2 separate regions of the Mus musculus genome follow, and region 1 is linked to region 2. A link is a loop called in an ENCODE intact Hi-C map of the cell type or tissue named here. Cell type or tissue: left cerebral cortex. All regions are shown on one strand. Each heading gives the region's core, and the rest is flanking DNA. Links, peaks and the distances in the headings are about the cores only. Region 1 overlaps Lyrm7 (LYR motif containing 7). Region 2 overlaps Cdc42se2 (CDC42 small effector 2).

Region 1 (11,144 bases), core at 2,008-10,007, 110 kb before region 2:
ACGGATGTGCCGGCCCCAGGTCTACTTTAAGATAAGTAGTGACTGGAGCTCTAACCGTCTTAACCGCTCATTTCTCTGTTCCTTTTAGAACTGGTCCCCAGGAAAGATCTTCTCACAGAAAATGTGCCGTACTGTGATGCGCCAACCCAGAAGCAGTAAAGCTTCCAGGATAAACCCATCTCTGCTCCTTCCCACTTTAAATACATACCTGGCAACGGTCCTGGACATGCACATGTTTCTCTCTGAAGCGCACGTTGCAAATGAGCGACAGGCTGAGGGCTACAGAGGAGATAGACATGCCTTTCACTGACATGGGCAACTGAAGGCCTGGGGAGGCAGGACGCTCCTCTCTTTCCCTTTGGTAGGTCTTTTGGTCTTCCAAAGCTGTTTGCCAATGAAGCACCTTACCAAATTGGTGACTTTTCATCTCATGGGACATACATAGCTAAATATAAAATGCTACATTAAATTGATGTTTAATCCCCAAAATATTAAGTTGGTAAAAAATTAACATTTTTCTTCCAGCTCTCGTCTAAAAGCAGCCATTGTTTCCCAAAGTCCCGTGGTTATTTTTGCGGCTAACAAATAATTATGTAGTGTATTTCTCTGCATTCTTACAAAGACAACGTTCCCCTTTTTGTTTTGTATGTATGGGTGTTTTGCCTGCTTAAATGTCTATGCACCAGGTGTGTATGCAGTGCCGTGCCTGCAGAGGTCAGGAGAGGGAATTGGATCCCCTGGGACTGGAGTTATAGATGGTCATGAGTTTCCTAGAAGAACAGCCAGTGCTCCAAAGCACTGAGCCATCTCTCTAGCCCCATGTAAAGACATTAGATAGATGAAATATCAAAGTCACTCTGGGTCACTGTAGTGGCCCTCTGTCAGATGGCTTGTGGTCTTTGTAGACTGCTGTGAAATGCTATAGATCTCTCTCTCTCTCTCTCCCTTTCTCCCTCCCTCCCCCCTCCCCACCTCTCTTTTGAGATAGGGTCTCCCTGTGCAGTCCTAGCCTTGAACTCTAAGATCCACTTGCCTCTGCCTCCCCAGTGCTTTACATAATTTGATCTCTAGTGTTCCAAATAAATAATAGTAATAATAACAATTGGATTTTATCAAAGTTAAAAACATTTACATAACGATTAGTGAACAATTATAGATGAAATATCTGTCATATATATGATGATTCTATAAAACATATGTTACCAGGTATGAAAAAAGAGTTATCAGACTATATAAAGGACTTCAAATATTCGAAAGCAAGCAGGGGCTGAGATGGCTCAGAGGTTAAGAACTCCTGCTGCTAGGACCTGAGTTCAGTTCCCAGCACCCTTTCAGGTAACTCGAAGCTGTCACTCCATTTCCAGGGGATCCTGTGCACTCTACTGGCCTCTAAGGGCACTGCATTTACATGTATAGACTCAAACCAACAGTGACACACAGATGCATAATAAAGGAATCGTAAAACAAGCAACTCAACTACAGAGAAGTGATTTCCTGTTTATTGGTGCCTTGCTGCTTTGTGTGTCAGCTTACTACTTGCATGCCTGGTGCCCACAGAGACCCCATAAAGGTTGTCGGATACCTTAGAACTCCTCTCTTACAAAGGGTTGTGAGCCGCCGTATGGGTGCTGGAAATTGAACCTCGGTCATCTGGAACAGTGTTTCTTAACCACTCAGCCATCTCTCCAGTCCCTCAACCCAACTTTAAAAGTAATATTTGAACAGATGCTTCATCAAAAAAGATACATGGAAGCTGTCAGGGTTGCCAGTTTTGGAACCCACAGGATGGAACGAGAGAACCAAATTCTGCAAGTTCGTGCTTCATGCACACACAATCACAGTTTTGAATTTTTTATTTTTTGGTCTTTTGAAACAGGGTTTCTTTGTGTAGCTTTTTCTGTCCTGAACCTCACTCTGCAGACCAGGGTGACCTCAAACTTACAGAGATCTCTGCCTGCCTCTGCCTCCCAAGTGCTGGGATTAAAGGCATGCGCCACCACGACCTAGCTTAAGTTTTCTCTTTTAGATCTTATATTTATTTGTATGAGTGTTTTGCCTTCATGCGTTTTTGTGTGCCACTTGCATCTCTGTTGTATTACAGATGGTTGTCAGCCAACATGTGGGTGCCAGAAATGTCACTAAGGGTCTTGGCAAAAGCACTAAGTGCTCTCAACTGCTGAGCCATCTCTCCAGCCACATTTTTTTTTTTTTTTTTTTTTTGAGACAGGGTTTGTCTGTGCAGCCCTGGCTGTCCTGGAACTCACTTTGTACACCAGGCTGGTCTCGAACTCAGAAATCCGCCTGCCTCTGTCTCCTGAGTGCTGGGATTAAAGGCGTGCACCACCATACCTGGCTACAAATTTTTAAAGATATGCAAATGACAGATATAGTGTGAGAAGTTGCTAGTACATTAACAGGCACTAGGAATTAAAATCATAGTGACATAGTTATGTGTCTATTAGAATGGCCGAAATCTGGATGGTTGACAATATCAAGTATTGGCAAGGATATGACTTTTCTGAGACAGGGTCTCACTGTGTAGCCTTGGCTAGTCTGGAACACATTATATATTTTTTTCCTTATTTTATCAAATCCCTAAATTATCCATCATCCTATTGGCTCAGGACAGATTCAAGTTTTATTGTGATGGTTGTTTTTGCACTGCTGTGATAAAACAGGTGAAGAATAACTTACGGGTTTGTGTTACAGCATGATTTCATTCCAATACCTTAAGGCGACACCTTAACAAAACATGGTGGCAGACAGGAAACACTTGGCTAACTAAGCCTGGCAGGGAGTGGGTGGGCAGGCATAATGTTAAAATGACTGTTTCTAGTGACCTACTTGTGCCAATCAGGTTCCACCTCCTAAAGGTTCCACATGCTTCAAAATAGCCCTATGAGCTGGGGGAAATAAAAACAAAAAACAAAACTGTGGGAGACATTTGAGAGTCAAATTGTAACCTGTGTGTGTGTGTGTGTGTGTTCGTGCACTTGGGTGTGCACCTGTGATTGCATACATTTACATGCTATGACATACATGGAAGTCAGAGAATAATTTGGGGAGTTGATTCTCTGGGACTTGAACTTGGGTTGTGGCAGCAAGCACCTTTTTTTCTACTAAACGGTCTCATTGACCTGCATTATATGTGTACCTTGAGTTGGAATTGTGAAGGCCTGAGGCTATAGCTCAGTGGTATGAAATTTGTCCAGTATGTACAAGGCCTGAGGTTCAATCTCCAAGAAAACCAGATGAAACAGAATGAGTGAGGATTGATAATTCTGTGCGGAGTCTGTGGAGTATGGGCGGCAATGTCCACACAGACTGTGCCTGTCTTTGTCAGGTATCCCAAGGATACCTGGAGATTCCCATGCTGCTCTGTTAATGTAAAAAAGAACGCTAGGGATGTGGGTGTGGTTCTGTTAGCTGAATGCTTGCTTAGTGTGTATGAAGCCCTGAGTTCTATCCCCAGCACTGCCTAACCCAAGTAATTCCCCGAACTTGGGGGTGGGGGTAGCAGCTTGAAGATCAGAAGTTCAAGGTCAATCTGAGCTTCATAGCAGGATTGAGGCTAGACTGATGTGTGAGACCCTGTTCAACAAATGATGAGTTTATTAGAGTATTGTCTAGGGGGCTGGAGAGATGGCTCAGCGATTAAGAGCACTGGCTGTTCTCCCAGAGGACCCAGGTTCAATTCCTGCACCTACATGGCAGCTGGCAACTGTAACTCTAGTTCCCAGTGACCCGACACCCTCACACAGACATACATGGAGGCAAAACACCAATGCACATAAAATAAAAAATAAAAATATTTTTAAATTGTTTATAAGATGTAATACACAATGTGATGTGGTTCTATCTTTTATAGTCTTTTTAAAATTCATTGTGTGTGCGCACGCACGTGTGCGTGCGTGCGTGCATGTGGATTTGTGCATGTGAGTGCAGAAGCCTGTGGAGGCTAGAGGTGTCAGATCTCCTGGAACTAAGAGTTATGTATGATCATAACCAGACTGAATTGGGTGCTTGGAGCTGAAGTCAGGTCCTCTGGAAGAGGGAACAGTGTTCTCAACTCTCCAGCCCCCAGTCTTACTATCTTAAAGAAATATAAGTGCGGCTTAAAGAAATATTAACTGGGGCTGGCCATGATCATGTACATGTTTTAATATCAGCACCCAGGAGGCAGAGGTAACCTGGTCTACATAGTGAGTTCTAGGACAGCCAGAGCTATGTAGAGAGACCTCCATCTCAAACAAAACAAAATATAAAATGGGCCTGAGAGGTTAAAATATGTACTTCTCTGGCAAGCAGCAGAACTCAAGTTCTGCAGGTCCCCAAACCCAGATCATAGTGACTGGCTCCAAGGGGTGTGACACCCTCCCCTCCACTCTCCAGGAACCTGTATTCACATGTGTGTGACTACACATATACACACAGGTAAAGACAAAAGCTAAGTATAAAATAACTCTAGACCTAACTCTGTTTTAAAGAATATGAATCGAGGTTTAATAATAATTTTGAGATGGGGTCTCATATAGCTTCGATTAATCTCAAACTATATTCCAAGGCTGACCTAAAACTTCTGATCCTTCTGCCTTCACCTTCCCACCCGGGGCTGGGATTACAGGTGTGCACCTTGTGCCTGCTTCGGGGGAAAATCAGCTCTTGCTGGTGATGGAGGGGTACTCCGTGGGAGCGTGAGCTTCCAGCCACACACAGCTTACATAGATTCAAAAACAAAAAACAAAAACCAGGAAAGTGAAAAGACTAATGTTTTAGCTGGGGTTCCCAGGGACAAAGATGCTCGTGGGAGGTTTAAATTAGAGAACTCTTGGAAAGTGAAGAGGACAAGATGTAGCAGAGCCTGGGGCTGAAATGACCTTCAGAATCTGGTCACACTAAAGCAGGAGGTTGGGACTCCGTGTCCTGGCACCAAGGCCTGGCCTGCTAGGAGAGAAGCAGAATCTCTGAGCAAAGAGCCATGCCAGTGAGCCTCGAGCCATGCCAGTGAGCCTCGAGCCATGCCAGTGAGCCTCGAGCCAACACTCCCTGCAGCTGAGGAGAGAAGGCTCCTGCAGGCCTCTGCGCCGCACCTCTGAGGCCATCACTGCCTCAGATGCCAGAGGCGCCTGAGTGTTTCTCTGAGGAGCATGGAGTCTGTGAGGCAAGAAGCTGGGTACAAGCCGAGAGCCGTGTGAATTAAAGCTCCTTCCAGTCATTCGTTCAGCTAATGTTTTTCTAGTTTGACTTACATGGAAAAAAAAAAAAGAAGTCCACTAAAGGGTGAACAGGAGACAGGACTCTAGGCATGGTTATGCCACTGAAAACGGTGTGTTTGAGGAAAGCATGAGTGTGGTCCCCCTGGGGACTTCTGGTTATCTTGCCTAATGTGCATAGAAGCATGAGTCCTTACCCCCAAGCACTTAGAACAGAACAGAACAAAACTGATGCTATGCTAGTTAGAATTATTTTAAATTTTTAAAAAATTAGTTTTTGGGGAGGAGATGGTCACATTACATGACACATGTGAAGGTCAAAGGACAACTTCCAGGAGTTGGTGCTCTCCTTTCATCACGCGGGTCCCAAACATTAAACTCAGGCTGTCAGACTTGGCAGCAAGCATCTTTACCCTCTGAGCCCTATCAGCAGCCCTAGTTGGAATTATTTTAATACAACCCCACTGCACCTAGCTCTCTACAAAAGCGAAGAGAATGAGCCAGAGATGCCTCTCACGTGACAGACACTTGCCTAGCGTGCATGAAGCCCGAGTTCCATCTCTAGCGCTGCAGAAACAAGCTCAGAGGTTCAAAAGTTCAAAGCTAGTCTTGAAGATGAATTAGAGAAGGAGAAAAACATCTATTAGGAACACACATGCAGCCTCACTTCCTACTTAACTCAAGAGACTATTTTCCTGGCGATAACCTACCAGGCAGAGTTTTCTCAACATCCCCAGAGGGGAAATGGTGAGGTTTGTTGTTGTTGTTGTTGTTTTGTTGTTGATGATGATGATGATTGGTTGGGTTTTTGTTTTTTTTTTTTTTTGGTTTGTTTTGTTTTGTTTTGTTTTTTTGGCTTGGTTTTTGGTTTTTCAAGACAAAATTTCTCTATGTAACCCTGGCTGTCTGGGAACTCACTCTGTAGACAGGCTGGCCTTGAACTCACAGAGATCTATCTGCCTCAGCCTCCCCAGTGTCGGAATTAAAGGCCTGTATCATCACCACAGGACAAAATGCTGACAGTTAAACCAACGAGGAAGATGTGTTTCCCTGGCTTCTAATTGGTTTATGGCTTAGACCAGTTGTTGATAAGCGCTTATAAAGAGCACAGAGTCATAGACTAAGAACAGGCAACATTGTAGTTTGTGATGTTTCCAGTCCTTGATGCAGATTTTCTTAATCTCAAATCTCATGTGCCTGTTTCCCCACTCTACTCCCAGAAACCAAGAAGCCTATAAAACCCAAGAAAGAGACTAGTCTGACCAGCGCCCCCTACTGGAGGATGGGAACATGATGCCTACTAGAGGTGTCTGAACTATGTCCCTCAACAGAAGACCACAATGAAGAAAACCAACTGTTTCACTGGAAGACTAGAGGCTGGTCTTTGCAGAGTGTAGAGATGTGTACTGAAGTTATAAAGAATGAAGCCAAGCATTCAGCACTTACCACACAGTCTTTTAAGGTCACCCCTGGAGTAAGAGGGATTTCACTCCCTAAAGTGAGGTAAGCAGGGGCTGGAGCTATAGCTGAGTTGGTAGAATTCTTGCCTAGCATGCACAGGGCCCTAGGCTTGATTCCCAGCACTTCATATAGCAGGCGTGGTGTTACACACCTTTACCCCCAGCACTAAGAAACAGGAGCAGGAAGGATCAGGAGTTTATACAGTCATCCTCATTAGAGAGCATGAGCCTGGGCTAAGAGATCTTGCCTGAGGTGTGGAAGAGGGACAGATAAGCAGGAGGCTCCAACAGTTCCCACCCATCCCTGAGGTAACATTCGTTGCTCAGTCTGCAATGGTTAGAAACTCCAAGTTCCTGGTTTCCAGGCGTCTGCATTGTCTGGAGAGCACAACCTACTTTGCTTTCTAGCACGTAGGCTCCTATTGCTTGCTGCTACTTTGGAACCTCCAAGCGTTGTTGTAAAGGAACAACCCAGCCCTGCAAAACAGCCGGCTGGCCTCATCTACCCACCCACAGCCTAGGAAACAGCCTGGCAGCTTGGGCAACCAAAGTCCTAGGTAGCAGATGTTTGGCCTCCTCACCCACCCACAGACCCAGGAAGCAGCCCAATGGCCTTCCATAACTGGCTTGACTTACCAAGGCCCCCTGAAAAAACAGGCAGGCAGCATTATGACTCTGCCTTCAGTCCCAAGAAGCAGTTGAACAGCCTGTTCTCAGCTCAGCCTAATTACAAAGTCTGAGAAACACCAACCACGCACTCACCCTCAGCTCCAGGAAGCAGCTGAACAGCTTTCCTCTAGCAGATCAGGGATTCGCTTCTCTGAAAAGTCACCCGTGTAGGCTCCAGACACAAACAACATCAGTGGGTCACTAAGGAGAAAGCTGTGCCACACTCTCTCTGGTCCACCAGGACAGCGCAACCCTCACATGCCCATAGGAACTGACGGGCATGGAATACCTGCATCCAGGCACACCACACCCAGAGATGTTGGTGGGCCATCTCACAGCTGCATCCCAGCTGGTTGATACCCCCAGCAGAGACCTTCAGCACATGCAGCATTACCCCTGGGAATTGGAGCAGAACTACACCCACGATACATTAAAGCTTCTGCCTACAGCCAGAGTCAGCACAGCCTGTCCAGCCAATACGTACACAGCCCTGGGAGAAAGCCTTTTACTCTCTATGCAAGTCACCCAGTAAAGGTGGCAGAGGCATCGGATTCACCAGACACGCATCAGTGAAGGGACACAGAGGGCACCCACCTGAAATCCTAGCACATAGGATATAGAAGCAGGACAATCAGGGGTTCAAGGTCATCCTCAGCTACATCCAAGCCAGCCTGGGCCATGTGAGATCCTGTCTCAAACCAAACAATGACACAAATGAATGTACATTGGTTGTATCTTTCCACTTACATTTTTGGGTGTTCGAAACATGCTACTTAAAACATTTTAAAATCTAGAAGTCATAGACTTATAGAAGTCAGGTTGGTGGGTAACTTTTTTTTTTTTTTTTTTTTTTTTTTTGGTTTTTCGAAACAGGGTTTCTCTGTATAGCTCTGGCTGTCCTGGAGCTTACTTTGTAGACCAGGCTGGCCCCGAACTCAGAAATTCGCCTGCCTCTGCCTCCTTTAGATTAAAGGCGTGTGCCACCACTGCCTGGCAAGTGGGTAGCTTTTGAGAACAGGCAAATAATGGTTTAAAAGGTAACTGGTGGGAGCTGGAAAGACAGCTCCCTGATTAAAAACACTCTCCCAGAACCCACACGGCAACTCACAACTGTCTGTAACTTTAATTCTCGGGGATTCAAAATGCTCTCTATTGTCCTCTACAGACATCAGACACAAGCAGTACATGGACACATGCAGACAAACCATCCAGGCACACAAAGTTTGTAAAAAATTGAAAAAAAAAAAGTAACAGGAACTACCAGAATCTTGACAGTAACCTGCATAATCCCAACTCACTTCATGGCAGGAGTGAAATCTGAGAAACCCACCTCGAGGCAGCTTCCCGGGATGAGAACAGTGAAGTGAGTACTTCCACGACTATAGGTGATGTCGCACAGCCCCACATGGCCCTACTGTGAGCAAGAGACACAGAAAGCAGGAGATGCATGGTACCAGAGCTGGTATGTTGTACAGCAAGCATTTCCATTTGGTTAATTATTTTGCAGTTGCATGGGTAAAAGAGGGCTCTCTATCTGTGAGATAAACACTTGGCCACTGAGCCACAACTCTAGCCCAGGAATAGATGTACTCCAACATAGCATAACATCATCATAAGAGAGCATAGCATAATGAAATTATGAGCCAACAACACAGTCAGATCACCAACATGGTACAGCAGAGTAAAATAGCATCACATGCTAAAAATATGAGCCAGTAACACAGTCATGTCGTGATCAGCGACCGCTGTGTGCCGGACATTACTACTTGTGTGTGTGTGTGTGTGTGTGTGTGTGTGTGTGTGTGTCCCTTTAGAGCACTGACTGTAGAGGGAAGAAGCAGTTCAACCGAACTCTACTTTGGTGAGTTGAGGGCTCATTGGGGTTATTGCAGGAGTGTGGGGGAGGGGCTCCTTAACAAGAGCAAAGGTTACTCAAAGGCAGTGCATCACCAAAAAGCCCACCCCAGAATGGGTGACAGCTCCTAGGAGCTGAGTTTTTATAGCTCCCTGATCGTGCAGGCAGGTCCACTGAACAGTGTCCCCTATCGACTGTTTATGTAGCTGGGTAGAGGGTATCTTGTGAGCCTTGCAGCTAGTACCTACACCACACTTCAACCCTCCTCCCTGCTCGTACATGCTATCTGCCCCTCTTCTGCGATGTTCCCTGGGGCTTTAAGGGAGTGATAAGAGTGTCTGATTTTCTTCCATTTATGACTGAGCTTTGGGCCACTAGGCCTCTTATTCTCAGTAGGTTGACTGAGTCTCAGAAGAAGCCGTCACCCACGGTAGATAAAAAGCTTCTCTCCAGACTCAGGCTGACTTAGCAGTAATCTCTGGATGTAGACCTAAATGTTCAGGAGACAGCTCCAGTATCCACAGCAGCATCCTTCTTGATGGGGCCTATGGCCTCCTCAATCTCAGGTCTCTGCCCTAGTTTACCATTCCAAACATGAGTTATATCCTGTGGAGTGGATTGTGGGTATGTATGTGTGGTACGTGTCTTAGTCAGGGTTTGCATTCCTGCACAAAACATCATGACCAAAACTCAAATTGGGGAGGAAAGGGTTTATTCGGCTTACACTTCCACCTTGCTGTTTATCACTAAAGAAAGCCAGGACAGAAACTCACTCAGGGCAGGAGTTTGGAGGCAGGAAGTGATGCAGAGGCCATGGAGAGTGCTGCTTACTGGCTTGCTTCCCCTGGCTTGCTTGGCTTGCTTTCCTATAGAACCCAGGACTACCAGCCCAGGGATGGCACCACCCACAATGGGCCCTGCCACCCTTGATCACTAATTGAGAAAATGTCTTAAAGCTGCATCTCATGGAGGAAGTTCCTCAAGGGAGGCTCCTTTCTCTTTGATAACTCTAGCTTGTGTCAACTTGATACACAAAACCAGCCAGTACAGTACATATATGTGTTTATGTGTTCACATGTACATGCAGGTGTGCATGCTTATGGAGGTAGAGACGAATGTCAAGTGTTTCCTCAGTTTCTCTTCATATTACTATTATTATTTTCATTATTTAGAGTCATGCACAGTCTTACTAGAATAGCCCAGTCTGTCCTGGAACTCGCTATGTAGACCTGCCTCTGCCTCTGCCTCTGCCTCTGCCTCTGCCTCTGCCTCTGCCCCTCTGCCTCTGCCCCTCTGCCTCTGCCTCTGCCTCTGCCTCTGCCTCTGCCTCTGCCTCTGCCTCTGCCTCTGCCTCTGCCTCTCTGCCTCTGCCTCTCTGCCTCTGCCTCTCTGCCTCTGCCTCTCTGCCTCTGCCTCTCTGCCTCTGCCTCTGCCTCTCTGCCTCTGCCTCTCTGCCTCTGCCTCTCTGCCTCTGCCTCTGCCTCTGCCTCTGCCTCTGCCTCTGCCTCTCTGCCTCTGTCTCTCTGCCTCTGCCTCTCTGCCTCTCTGCCTCTCTGCCTCTGCCTCTCTGCCTCTGCCTCTCTGCCTCTGCCTCTCTGCCTCTGCCTCTGCCTCTGCCTCTGCCTCTGCCTCTGCCTCTGCCTCTGCCTCTGCCTCTGCCTCTGCCTCTGCCTCTGCCTCTGCCTCTGCCTCTGCCTCTGCCTCTGCCTCTGCCTCTGCCTCTGCCTCTGCCTCTGCCTCTGCCTCTGCCTCTGCTGAGTGTGAGGATTAAAGGTGTGAGCCACTATGCCTGGCTTCTACAATTACATATATTTGAGACAATCTGTCACTAAATCTGAAGCTCATCAGTTTGGCTAGGCTGGATGGCCAATGAGTTCAGGGATCCATTTGTCCCACTCCCATCCCACCACCCCTACTCCCACTCCCCAGCACGGGGTTACACACAGC
Region 2 (11,144 bases), core at 1,102-9,101:
CTGATATCATGGTCTCTATTTTACTGTTTTATATTGTCATGGTGTCTGGAAAGGCAGATCTGTCGTTTAGTTTTTATTTTATGTTTTGGCCAGTCTTAGTGGAATCTTCCATACAAATTTCAAAGTTTGTCAGGTTTTCTGAAAGACCTGTTGAGATTTCAGTTAGATCTGTGTTGAGTTTAGAGATTCATGAAATTGGATAAATGTGCAGACTAGTTTTGAGCAAGCTTGTGCTCTCTCTCTCATCTAATCTGTCTGAACATCTGTCTGTCTATCTATCTGTCTGTCTATCTATCTATATATCTATCTATCTATCATCTACCTACAGAGTCTTGTGTATCCCTGGCTGGCCTCAGACTTCCTATGACTTCTTCTGATCCCACTTTCACCTTCCCAAGAGTGTTAGGGTTACAGCTGTGTACCACCAACCCTGGTTTGTTTTTTTGTTTTGTTTTTATTTTTTAATTAGGTATTTTCTTCATTTACATTTCAAATGCTATACCAAAAGTCCCCCAGCCCCCCCCCCCCCTCACACACACACTTCTTGGCCCTGGCGTTCCCCTGTACTGAGGCATATAAAGTTTGCAAGACCAAGGGGCCTCTCTTCCCAATGATGGCCGACTAGGCCATCTTCTGATACATATGCAGCTAGAGACACGAGCTCTGGGGGTACTGGTTAGTTCATATTGTTGTACCACCTATAGGGTTGCAGACCCCTTTAGCTCCTTGGGTACTTTCTCTAGCTCCTCCATTGGGGGCCCTGTGATCCATCCAATAGCTGACTGTGAGCATCCACTTCTGTGTTTGACAGGCCCCCAACCCTGGTTTTATGTGGTGCTTGGGGATCCAACCCTGGGCTCTGTGCATGCTAGGCAAGCTCTCAGTCAGCTGACTGACATTTCTAACTGAAAAGCTCTGGGGTGGGGTTGGGGCTTGTGTTTGTGTCCTAATTCCTTCCTTTTTCTCTACTTTCTCCTCTGACTCAGGCTCTTACTGAATCAAAATTAGCATCTTATGTTGAATTTTATTCTTGTGCTGTCTGATTTTAATGTGCATGATACTGGGTTCATTTGACTGTTAGGTTATGAATCAGGGTGATACACAAATTAAAAGTTTCTTGAAATAAAATTCCCCAATTTCATTCCTCATTTTTTGGCCCATGGGCATTTGCAGCATGAGGTCAGCGTCTTTGTCACTGATGTGTTGCTGTGAAGAGACAGTGTGACCTAGGAAACTTTTATAAAGAACAGCGTTTAGCTGGGGTTGGCTTACCCTCTCAGACTTAATCCATTCTCATCATGGCAGGGAGCATGACAGTGGAGCAGTAGCTGAGGGTCACATCCTGATCTGTAGGCAAAGGAAAAATCAGAGAGAGATGAGGGGTGAGGGGACAGGAGAACTGGGTTTAGCATGGGCTTTCGAAATCTCAGAATCTCAGTGGCTCCCCCATGGCACACTTCCTCCAACAAGACCTAACAAGATCACACTTCCTAATCCTTCTCAAGTACTGCCACACCCTGATGACGAAGTGTTCACACGTGAGTCTCTTGGTGCCATTCTTATCCAAACCACCACACTTAGGCATTCTGGCATTTTGAAAGGCACATGTCTGCAGGAGGAATGCATCCTAGGAAGCTCTGCTATGCATCTTTCATTGGTAGATTTAGGTTAAGTACTAATATAACTCAATATTTTCTGTTTATTGTTTTTAATAACTTTTGTAGAAACAACACACCTTATAGCCTCATAGCACCCTGTATATCAAGTATTTGAAGGACTAAAATCTTTAAGAATAATGAAAAATAAAAGTAGTATTTATTGTGTTTTCCTCCCATGTCTCAGAGACTTTTTAGTCCCAGATAGATGTGTTTCATGCTGTAGACTCGAGTGCCCAGCTCAGAAACAGGGTTACCTTTGAGGAAGGGTGGAGCTTAGACTGTCCTGGAACCTTCCTGCTTCAGCTCCCAGGCAAACAGTGCTATTACAGCTGTGCGCTCCTTCACCGTACTGTCCATTGCCACAAACAAAACCCTGGGAAGAAAGTCAGAAACGCCTTTTGATGAATTAAGAAGAAAAACAACTGCTGTTTCAAATAACTTAAAAAGCTCTAGCTTTATTTTCCTGTACCTACCCAGTGCCTCACACTGGATTACCCAGTCCTGTCTGCAGGCCGTATGAAAAGTTCCCATTAACTGGCAGCTTTTATGAGTTCTAAAACATTGCCTAAAAGACCCTATTGTTGTAAGTCATCTGACCTCATCTGGGAGATTGTTGTTTATTTAGAAAATACAGTGTGCAGTTTCAGGTCCTGTTGTGTGGTAGCCTGAAAGTCAATGCCTTTCTTGGTCATGAATTCTTAAAGGGCCAAAGTGAAGTTGCTTCTCTGACACCAATAGCATGGGCTTATTTTTTTCCCCCTTGGGTTTTATGAACCTGCAAGAATGGAGGCTCAGGCCTTTGCTTGAGGTTATTGTGGTCGGGTTCTGTCTCTCACATGACTGATATACAAGTACCTCAGAAACTTGCATTTCGCTCCTTTTAAACCAGTAACAGTCTGATGTAAAAGTTTAGAATGAAATGCACATTTTCTGTAACTAAGGACACTTTAGAGATTAATTACCCAGAATTAACAACACATTGATTTGGCTAAGAGTACTTACTGGCCATTCTTCCACAGGACTTGATTTCAGTTCTACCCAAGCTAGGTGGTTCACAATGACCTGAGACCTCAGTTGCAAGGGCTCTCATCCTCTGTCCTCTGCGTACCGTGTGCACACATTTGTGCATACATGCATTCACAGCGTGTAATGCTAACACAAAGTAAGAACATTCTCCTGCTTCTAGTAGGTAAGATAGGAGTTGGAAGGGGCCCAGGGTCAAAGCCAGCCTGGTTTGTATAGTTACTAACTGGTTTGCATAGTTAACTAAATAAAATATTTATGACAAGACTCCATAGCTCTCTTCTTCACAGGAGAAAGGACAGATTGGATGTTTTCAGTATTTAGGAGAGGAGAGTCCGTCATGTTCACTGTTAGTCAGAAAGCATCCAATTAAAGTGATCAGGGACATCCTGACAGCTGGGAAGATTTTCTCTGCTCTACAGCTCTTGAGATGTGAGGGAGGGTGGAGCCCACGGCACCCAGGACTAAGTATAAATGTCTAACTACAAAGGCAGGTGTACTGAGGAGGCTGAGGCAGGAGGATTGCAAATTCCATGCCAGCCATGGGTACTTGGCATGATTCCACTACCCCCAGTCAGCCACCAACCACTAAGCACACCATATTTTTCAAGCATAAGGTGGATTTTTTGTTTTGAACAGCACACTTTTTCAAGTACATGGTATTAAAATTTCAAGACAAACACAGATGCAGTTGTCAGCAGCCAGGGGAATTCCACAGTTGGGCCTCGGCAAAGCAAAACAGGAAGCTTGAGAGGGCGCTCACAGCCCTGCTGTGTGGACTTGGGTAGAGTCACTGTGTTTCCTGGAACACTTCACTCTTACAGGACTCTTCATTAGCTGCCGGCCATGCAAATACTCCTAGTCATGCTTCAGATGCTTTTCATTCTGTATAAGGTCAGGGATTAGAGGCACAAATGTGAACAGTTGTGCTAGAGGAGAGGTGGTTTGGCAAACGTTTCTTTCTATGGAATTTCTGCATCACTACATCATAGTTGGAGTGTCAGTATCTAGTGATTGGGAGTTGACACAGAAGGTCTTGCCACCTTGTGAGCCTTGCCCACATGTGCTCTGCATGCTATCAAAGTGTGTTTATGTCCCTTAGGGAAACTCAGCTGACTGAGAAGAGATGATAGCAAGGAATTCAGATTGATTTTGGTTCGCTATAGTTTAACCTGTCTCAGAGTTCTGTGATTAACAAGGAGTGACTCCTGGTATAGGTAGCAACAGTTACCACCCTCAGAATAACTGCACAAGTGAAGGAAAGCACATGCTGGAGGATCCATTTAAATGAGCTTCAGGAAAATGCTGACAGACATGTGGGCAGTAGATCAGTGCCTACGTGGAGAAGGGATGGGGAAGGGACTTTTAGGAGGATGGGTGTGCTCACTGTGTTGACTGGTGTGGGCTCAAGTGCTTGATCCCCACCCCCTTCCTTTCTGTTTTCATCTCTTCCTTCCTCCACCATCTCATCTTAAGACCTTATCTTAACAAGGACATGTGTCTTTGTGAAAACAGTGAGCTGGAGGCTTCCCACCTTTGCCTTTATGTGTGAGCGTGTCCCTGGGAATGTGTTTGCACACTCTCCCTCAGTAGCTTACTGTGGCAGCTGTTCTCCGAGCCTCACCCAGAAATTCAAGTAAGTCACTTAGTGTAGGGGTGTGGGCCATGTGTGATTTCTTCCTAGCACCACAGGGGGCATGGTGGCTCTTCAGTCTTCAGGGCCAGGATTATAGAAACCAGGATGCCTGGAAGGTGTGACTCCAGTATGCCAGGTCTGCCTAGAGAGGCCCTCCAGCAGGCTGAGTGTACAGCAGAGGCAGTTGCTCTTGCAAGTCAGGTTCCTGTGAGACGTTGGGAGATGGCCCCTGTCCTGCAGATCCTTTGCCCCAGGTGTACAGCTGCTGTCCTTTTCTCCTTGTGATGAAGTCTCTGTCTCTACCCTCCAGAAGGTCTACTAAGCTGTCTCACTTGGGATACTGGAAATTGATCATGCTTTGGAGTACATACGGGTGGGTGAACTAGGATGACTGGCTTCCGAGGGTCACTCTAATGGTTTTTAGCAAAAAGAAGAGGAGACTACTGCCACATCCGTTTTGGCTTTGCTTCTTAAGGCTCTTCTGCAGAATTATGACTTACTGCTCCACACAGGAACAGTGGGGGGGGGGGGGGGGAAGTAAGAGGAGTGTAGTGGGGGCAACATACCCTGAATCTGGGTGAGCAAAGCTAGAAGGGTCTGAACCTTCTCTTGGCTTTCTGAGACCTTCTTGATTAAAAATGAGTGGGGCTCTAGGACACCCTTACTAAAGGCCTGGAGATTAACTTTAGAGAAATAAAGCACAAATGACCTGGGTAAGATAGCTCATACGTTTATTCCCAGCATTTGGAAGGCTGAGGCAGGAGGATCTCTTGAGTTTGAGGCTAATACATACATACATACATACATACATACATACATACATACATACATAGGGAGTTTCAGTACAGCCAGCCCTATAGAATGAGACCTGTCTCCACAGGTGAAAGTGTTGACTCAACCGTGTTAGAGGCTAGCATTGCAAGTGCTCACAGAGGCTTAGCAGGTCAGTAACATCTAAGAGTGAGTTCTTGTAAAACCATCATAAGGGCCAGGGAGATAGATGGTGTGGTGTGTAAAGGTATGTGCCACGCTGGCCCAGTGACCTGGTATCAGTCCTCAGAACCCATAGACAGGTGGAAGGAGAGAATAGATTCCACGAATCATCCTCTGACCTCCACATGTGTGCTCAGGCGCAGGCCTCCTAATAATAGTGATAATTATTATTACTCTTGTTGCTGCTGCTACTAAAGAAACTCTGATCTAGAATTGCAGCTTGTAGGTCAGGTGGCCTTGAGCACTTGCTGTGCAGAGGTGCACTTTAAGTTTGAAGGTTTGTTTTATGTGGGGATATATTCTCTCTCTCTCTCTCTCTCTCTCTCTCTCTCTCTCTCTCTCTCTCTCTCTCTCTTCCTCTCTCTCTCTCACACACACACACATACACATACACAGAGCGAGCAAAAACACATGTGCAGAAGCTCTAGGAACACATGGTTAAGAGGCACTGTGTTACCATGCAGAGTTAGCAGGAATAAACCCTCCCAGCTCTTCTGGGGTTTTATTTGGCAACAATAAAAAATAAAAAGATGGTAAGTTGGTTTCTGGCTTGTACATTCGAACTCTCCACTTCTCTGTGTTTATAGAGAGCCATGTTCTGACAGACAAACTGCCCTGAGCACTGTCAGATTTAGGACTTACTAGAATAGCAGCAACATTGCAGTTTTATGGACCTGGGTGTTGTGTCCTGAGGTTCTGTTCCTACAGTTCATAGTTCCCTGCAAACTTAAGAGCTGTGTGCTCTCACAGGGAAGCCTGCTGTGAGGACAGTGACCCAGCTACACTGGTGGCTGCTCTTGTGTCTGAAGGATCTGTGCAAACCTCAGATGAGCAGGGCAGGGGCAGTCATGAGGCAGGAGGTGGGTGTGCTGGTGGGAAGCCAGCGTGCCTGCTTGGCTGCTCACTGGGAAACTGGCTAGCGCTCTATTCGAGCATAGTGACCACACCTGTAATCTCAGCACTCAGGAACTGAGGCAGGACGGTGAGGTCTAGGTGAGCCTGAGCTGTATTGATGCAACCCTATCACAAAACTAAAACATGTCTGTCAAAACTTAGGAAGCAAGCCCCAGCCTAGTTGGGTTTAGACAGGGCATCAGTCAGTGCAGTGAACAGACCAGAGCTAAGTCCCACCCCTCCCCCAGGCCAGCTGAATGACAGATTCATTCCACTGTGGAGAGGGCAGTTGGAGACAACCCAAGTAAATGACATCAGAATATAATCAACTTGTTATCAAGAGCTAGAAAGTTGTGCTTAAAATCAAGAGCATTGAGGTCAAATCCCACATATTCTTGGCTAATGATGAGGGTAATTTTATATTTGTCTTATTTTTAAGTTATTTTTGTCATAAAAATATGTATCACTGGCATTATATAAAGTTCAGTGTTTTTATGTATAATGTTTTAGTCAGATTAACTAGTTCTTCAGACATCTATTATTTTATGTTGTCATGGCAGTGAGTGCTTTTGTTCTCAACATTTGGGAAACAGCAGGATGGTCAGGAGTTCAAGGCCCGCCTGGGCTACATGAGATTGCCTTTTTTTTTTTTTTTTTTTTTTTAAAGTATTGTTTCCTTAGTTTTGTTTCTTGGAAAGGTATCCATAATGTAGCCTGGCTGGCTTCAAACCCAAGGTCCTTTTTGTCCCAGCCTTGGGGGGCCTTGGGGGAGATACAGGCCTGTGTGGCCAGCTAGCTTATTACTTATTGTTTTATTCTAAAAACTTCCAGATGCCCCTTCAGGTAAAACTCTGGTTGTGTGGCTGCACACTTTACAGCATCATGGGGGGAGGGAGGGTGTCAAAGGGCAACCTTCAGGATTCCATGGGTGGAAGCTGGGTTTTGGGATGTGCACGGTAGGCTTTCTCGTGGGCTGAGCAGTCTTGACTGCTCATCCTCTAGAGTTTTGATGTTTCATTGTTTCAAAGAGAAATGAAAAGCATGAGAATTGGGGTTTCAGACCAGTGTGGGAGGATAAGGCCATTTTCTCAACACATTATTTCTCATATTTTAGAAGAGGCGACGACGGATTGACCGAAGTATGATCGGAGAGCCAACCAACTTTGTGCACACAGCTCACGTAGGATCCGGAGACCTATTTAGTGGGATGAACTCAGTAAGTTTGATCGTGGGACACGCACATGGGACTGTGAGACAAGGCCCAGAGGGACCTGCATGATAGACTCATACCTTCAAAATGACTTCTTAGACTTGTTGTGTGGGTCCCTTTTAATAACAACATGTCAAGTGAATTCTGCAACTAGATTGTGCCAGTCATGGGTTAAAAATATTTGGAAAGAAATACTGTGTCTGCATACGCACTCCCTGAGCAATATTGTTATTTGTACATTACTGAAATTCTTTTAAATGTACTGCTATGTACAATACAGATGACTTAATGTTCAAGGGAAGATGTGATGTATATGTAAGGGAAGACCGCTTCATACAGGAACAGCCACACTCGTGGCTTAGATTAGATTTGGAATGTGTTAATGATTGATTCTTATGCGACCACCATGGGGTCTCAAAGGTCAGTTTTTAATTTAATATTTATGTCAGGCATGGTGGTGTGTGCTTTTAATTCCAGCACTCAGAAGGTTGAGACAGGAAGAAGATCTCTGAGTTCGAGGCCAGGCTGGTCTACATAGAGAATTCTAATACAGCCAAGGCTAGAGACCCTGCCTCAAAATAAATAAATGCATAAATAAATACATAAATACATATTAATACTTACCCTCTTGTTGTGAACTGCTTTTCATGTACTTTAAGGTTTAGTTTTTATTTATGTGCATAGGTCACATGTGTGCAGAGGCCAGATTTAGTCTAAAGGTGGAGGCTGAGCTGGTGTTGAACTTGAGCTGCTGCCTCAGGCTGGTGGATGCTGGGACATCACCTAGCCACCTGTTAAGATTTAATCTAGCTCATAGTACTTGGACACATTGTCAGTATTGTTTGTGTACAGTTCAGGATTTTCTTTAAAATCTGTGCCTGCATCTTACCAATAGTAAGCTTCATGAGGCCTGCTGCCTACTGTAGCTGAGGCGGAGGGAGGCTCCTGCGCTGACAGCATCAGGCTTTGCCCTGCAGACCACTGGAGTCTTCTCTGGGACCGACATCATTCTTCAGAACCAATATGTCCTGTCGGGTAGCGATTTCATTGGATGAGCATGCTACAGCATTCCTCCCTCAGTGCTGAGTTCTTGCTGACAGTGAGATCGGTCAGGGAGGTTTTGGGAATTACTGCTGATAGTTCCCATTTGCATAAACATGACTGAGAGAGAAATTGTGTTTTCCTGTGTAAGAACAGTGATGACAAGACAAAACCATGAATAGAAATGCTATTTGTCCAAGGAGGTGTCCCCACCCATCTCTGTCCTGAGACTGGAGCAACTGTCATTGGGAACAGGATCGTGTGTGAAGGTGCCCGCCTGGCCTGCACTGCATCACTCACCACCTCTGAACACAGGGCTCGTCCTAGGGCTACTTCACGGACTGATTTTTGATGGGTTGGGTGCCACTGGTTGCTGTTGTTTCCAGGTGTAGACTGCCACGCCTGCAAGCTTACTTTTTAATGCCCGCTTCTTGCCAGCAGGAGCTCTGTGAGCCTTTAGTAGTTTTCAAACCCTGTACACTGCAGTCATGTGCTTGCTCACACCGATCAGTCACTTCCTGACTCTTCAGGTTAACACTGCAGGATTGATTTTATTTATTTATTTGTTTGTTTGTTTATTGAGGAGGCACACACCTCTTTCTTAGACTTGTGACTTGTGTGGCTTCATGAGTCTAAAAGTCTTGACCAGGTGGTCCTGGAATGTCTGCAGAGACTGTGTTGGGTATAGACTGATAAAGACTGATGATATCTGAGCTGAGGCCACACTGCATCACAAAGTGTTGTGGAAGTGATCATGCCCCAGGGCTTAAAGACGAGCTGTACATTCTTACAGCCATCAGTTGTGAGTTCAGGTTCAGTTGTAGTGTGTGCAGTACCATTGGGGCGAGAGGCTTCACAGAAGTCAAGTGTCTCTGAGGAAGGGCAGTGGGTCCTGTAAGGCAGAGTCCTTAAGCTGTCAGGAGCTGAAAGAGCTTAGCCACCCATGTGTTCTCCTCTAGCGTATTTAAACCTGTTAGTCCAGAAATAACTTCGGCAAGCCTCTGCGACTGGGCCGGGGAGGGAAAAGATGTGTCTGGAGGTTCGAGAGTTGGGGCAGGTAGAGAGGAAGAGGAGAATAGGAAAGATCGAGAAGAGGTGGAGGAAGAGGAGAAGCCATGATGGACCAGGTCTTCGAGGCCGGCAAAGTAGCAAGGGGTCTTATAGCTGGGGTATAAGTTAGTATAGTGTGAGATCTGCCCATTCTAGGCAAATAGCTTATAATTATAACTGGATTGGGTGTATTAGGGTTGGAAATTCTAGCAACAGATTGACTAGGTGAAATACTAGGTGCCTAAGGAAATAGTTTATCTGACTAAACGTTCTACATAAAAACACTGGACATCATAGGACGCCCACTGATCCATGTCAAAATAGTGACTTAGCATCACTAGAAAAGAGGTCCTGTGCTTCCTTTAAGTCCCAGTAAATGTCAGCAGCATTCAGGAAATAGATTTATGAACATGGTTCAAGCATCAAGTCTTCCCCTCAGGTCTCAGCTCTGGGAAGTGATCCTGCCTGGGTCCCCAGACTACAGACTCATGAGCATCACCCCCAGACTTCCTGCGCGGGTTCCTCCTTCCAGCAGTGTGGCCTGACTTACTCTCTACTTCCAGCGTGTTTCTAATTTACAGGACCTGGGTTGGAGTGATGGTGATAAACTGAAGAAGCTGTGTGCATTTGCTCCATCACCTTGCAGTCTATCACAAGACTCTGGTCTTACCACAGAGCAGGGCCTGACAGGCTGAGGCGGTAGTTCTTGTTGACAGGACTAAAAAGTGAACATGGCTTATCCTGTGTCTGTGGGCACATTCACTTCATCAGCCTGTTGACTAGCAGAAGGGAGTGGCAATCTGGGGCGGTTTAGGCAGTATGACTACAAGTTCAAGGCCATCTCAGGCTACATGAGGCCTTGCTTGGGGGAAAAACCAAACTAAAATACAGATCTTTCAGTAATGACCTCACCATTTGCACTGTAACCAGGAAAAATTAAGGTGTTTAACAATGAATGAAATGTGTCCCAGTAAATGCTCAGTGGTCCTCAGTAAACAGACTCACAAATGTGGCTCAGGCATCTAAACTGTCTGGCTGTCACTGGGCATTACGTCCTGAAGGTGGAGGGGAAATGGCTCTGTCGCAGTCTCTGGTTCCCGCTGTGCATCTGTTCTGTTCCTGTTGGCTTAGGTCAGCTCCATTCAGAACCAGATGCAGTCCAAGGGAGGCTATGGAGGTGGAATGCCTGCCAACGTGCAGATGCAGCTCGTGGACACCAAGGCAGGATAGCCCTGGTCCCTGCACTGTGAGTACCTCAGAGCTGGAGTGGGGTGGCCTCTTGGTTAGCCAAGTCTTAGTCTTGAGGTTAAGAAGTTAGACAAATTATCTTTCTTAGTGGTCTTGGCATATTCTTGATTTTAGATTTAATATCAGGGGGAGGCTTTGGCCTGTGATTCTGGTGACAAAATGTTGCTTTGCCCTCTTACCAAGTGGGACAGCACTGTGTACATAGTAGTGAGGTAATTTATAAATATTTCATTATAAGCTTTTCAAATGAAAAATAAGATGACTACTTAAAAGGAAGGATTTACCTAAGAGTGTAAAAGTAATTTGAATTTTTTTGGCTGGATGTGGCGGCGCATGACTTTAGTCCCAGCATTTGGGAGGCAGAGGCAGGCAGATCTTTGTGAGTTCAAGG

What was found. A loop is a pair of places that touch in the nucleus more often than their neighbours do. Peaks named below come from ENCODE experiments on the same cell type or tissue, not always from the same donor. Only the 100,000 strongest peaks of a DNase experiment are listed, where the experiment ranks them.
Region 1: it touches region 2 in a loop (6-fold over the local background); 3 of 42 quality-filtered maps call a loop at or near these places.

The regions. Positions count from the first base shown.
Region 1 is chr11:54,830,147-54,841,290 of GRCm38, reverse strand. It overlaps Lyrm7 (LYR motif containing 7), which reads left to right. Exons shown (of 5, transcript NM_029327.5): 5 at 89-2,941. The coding sequence ends at 159. Among named protein-coding and RNA genes, the nearest start is that of Lyrm7os, 16 kb to the right of the region's middle. In left cerebral cortex, for the core only: a CTCF peak has its summit at 6,484 (motif pointing left); DNase peaks (open chromatin) are centred at 5,012, 7,267, 7,861 and 8,985; H3K27ac peaks cover 1,546 bases.
Region 2 is chr11:54,719,850-54,730,993 of GRCm38, reverse strand. Cdc42se2 (CDC42 small effector 2) reads left to right here. Exons shown (of 6, transcript NM_178626.3): 4 at 7,319-7,420; 5 at 10,637-10,751. The coding sequence ends at 10,735. Among named protein-coding and RNA genes, the nearest start is that of Cdc42se2, 62 kb to the left of the region's middle. In left cerebral cortex, for the core only: CTCF peaks have their summits at 3,400 and 4,374; DNase peaks (open chromatin) are centred at 4,028, 4,236, 6,193, 6,439 and 3 more places; H3K27ac peaks cover 3,351 bases.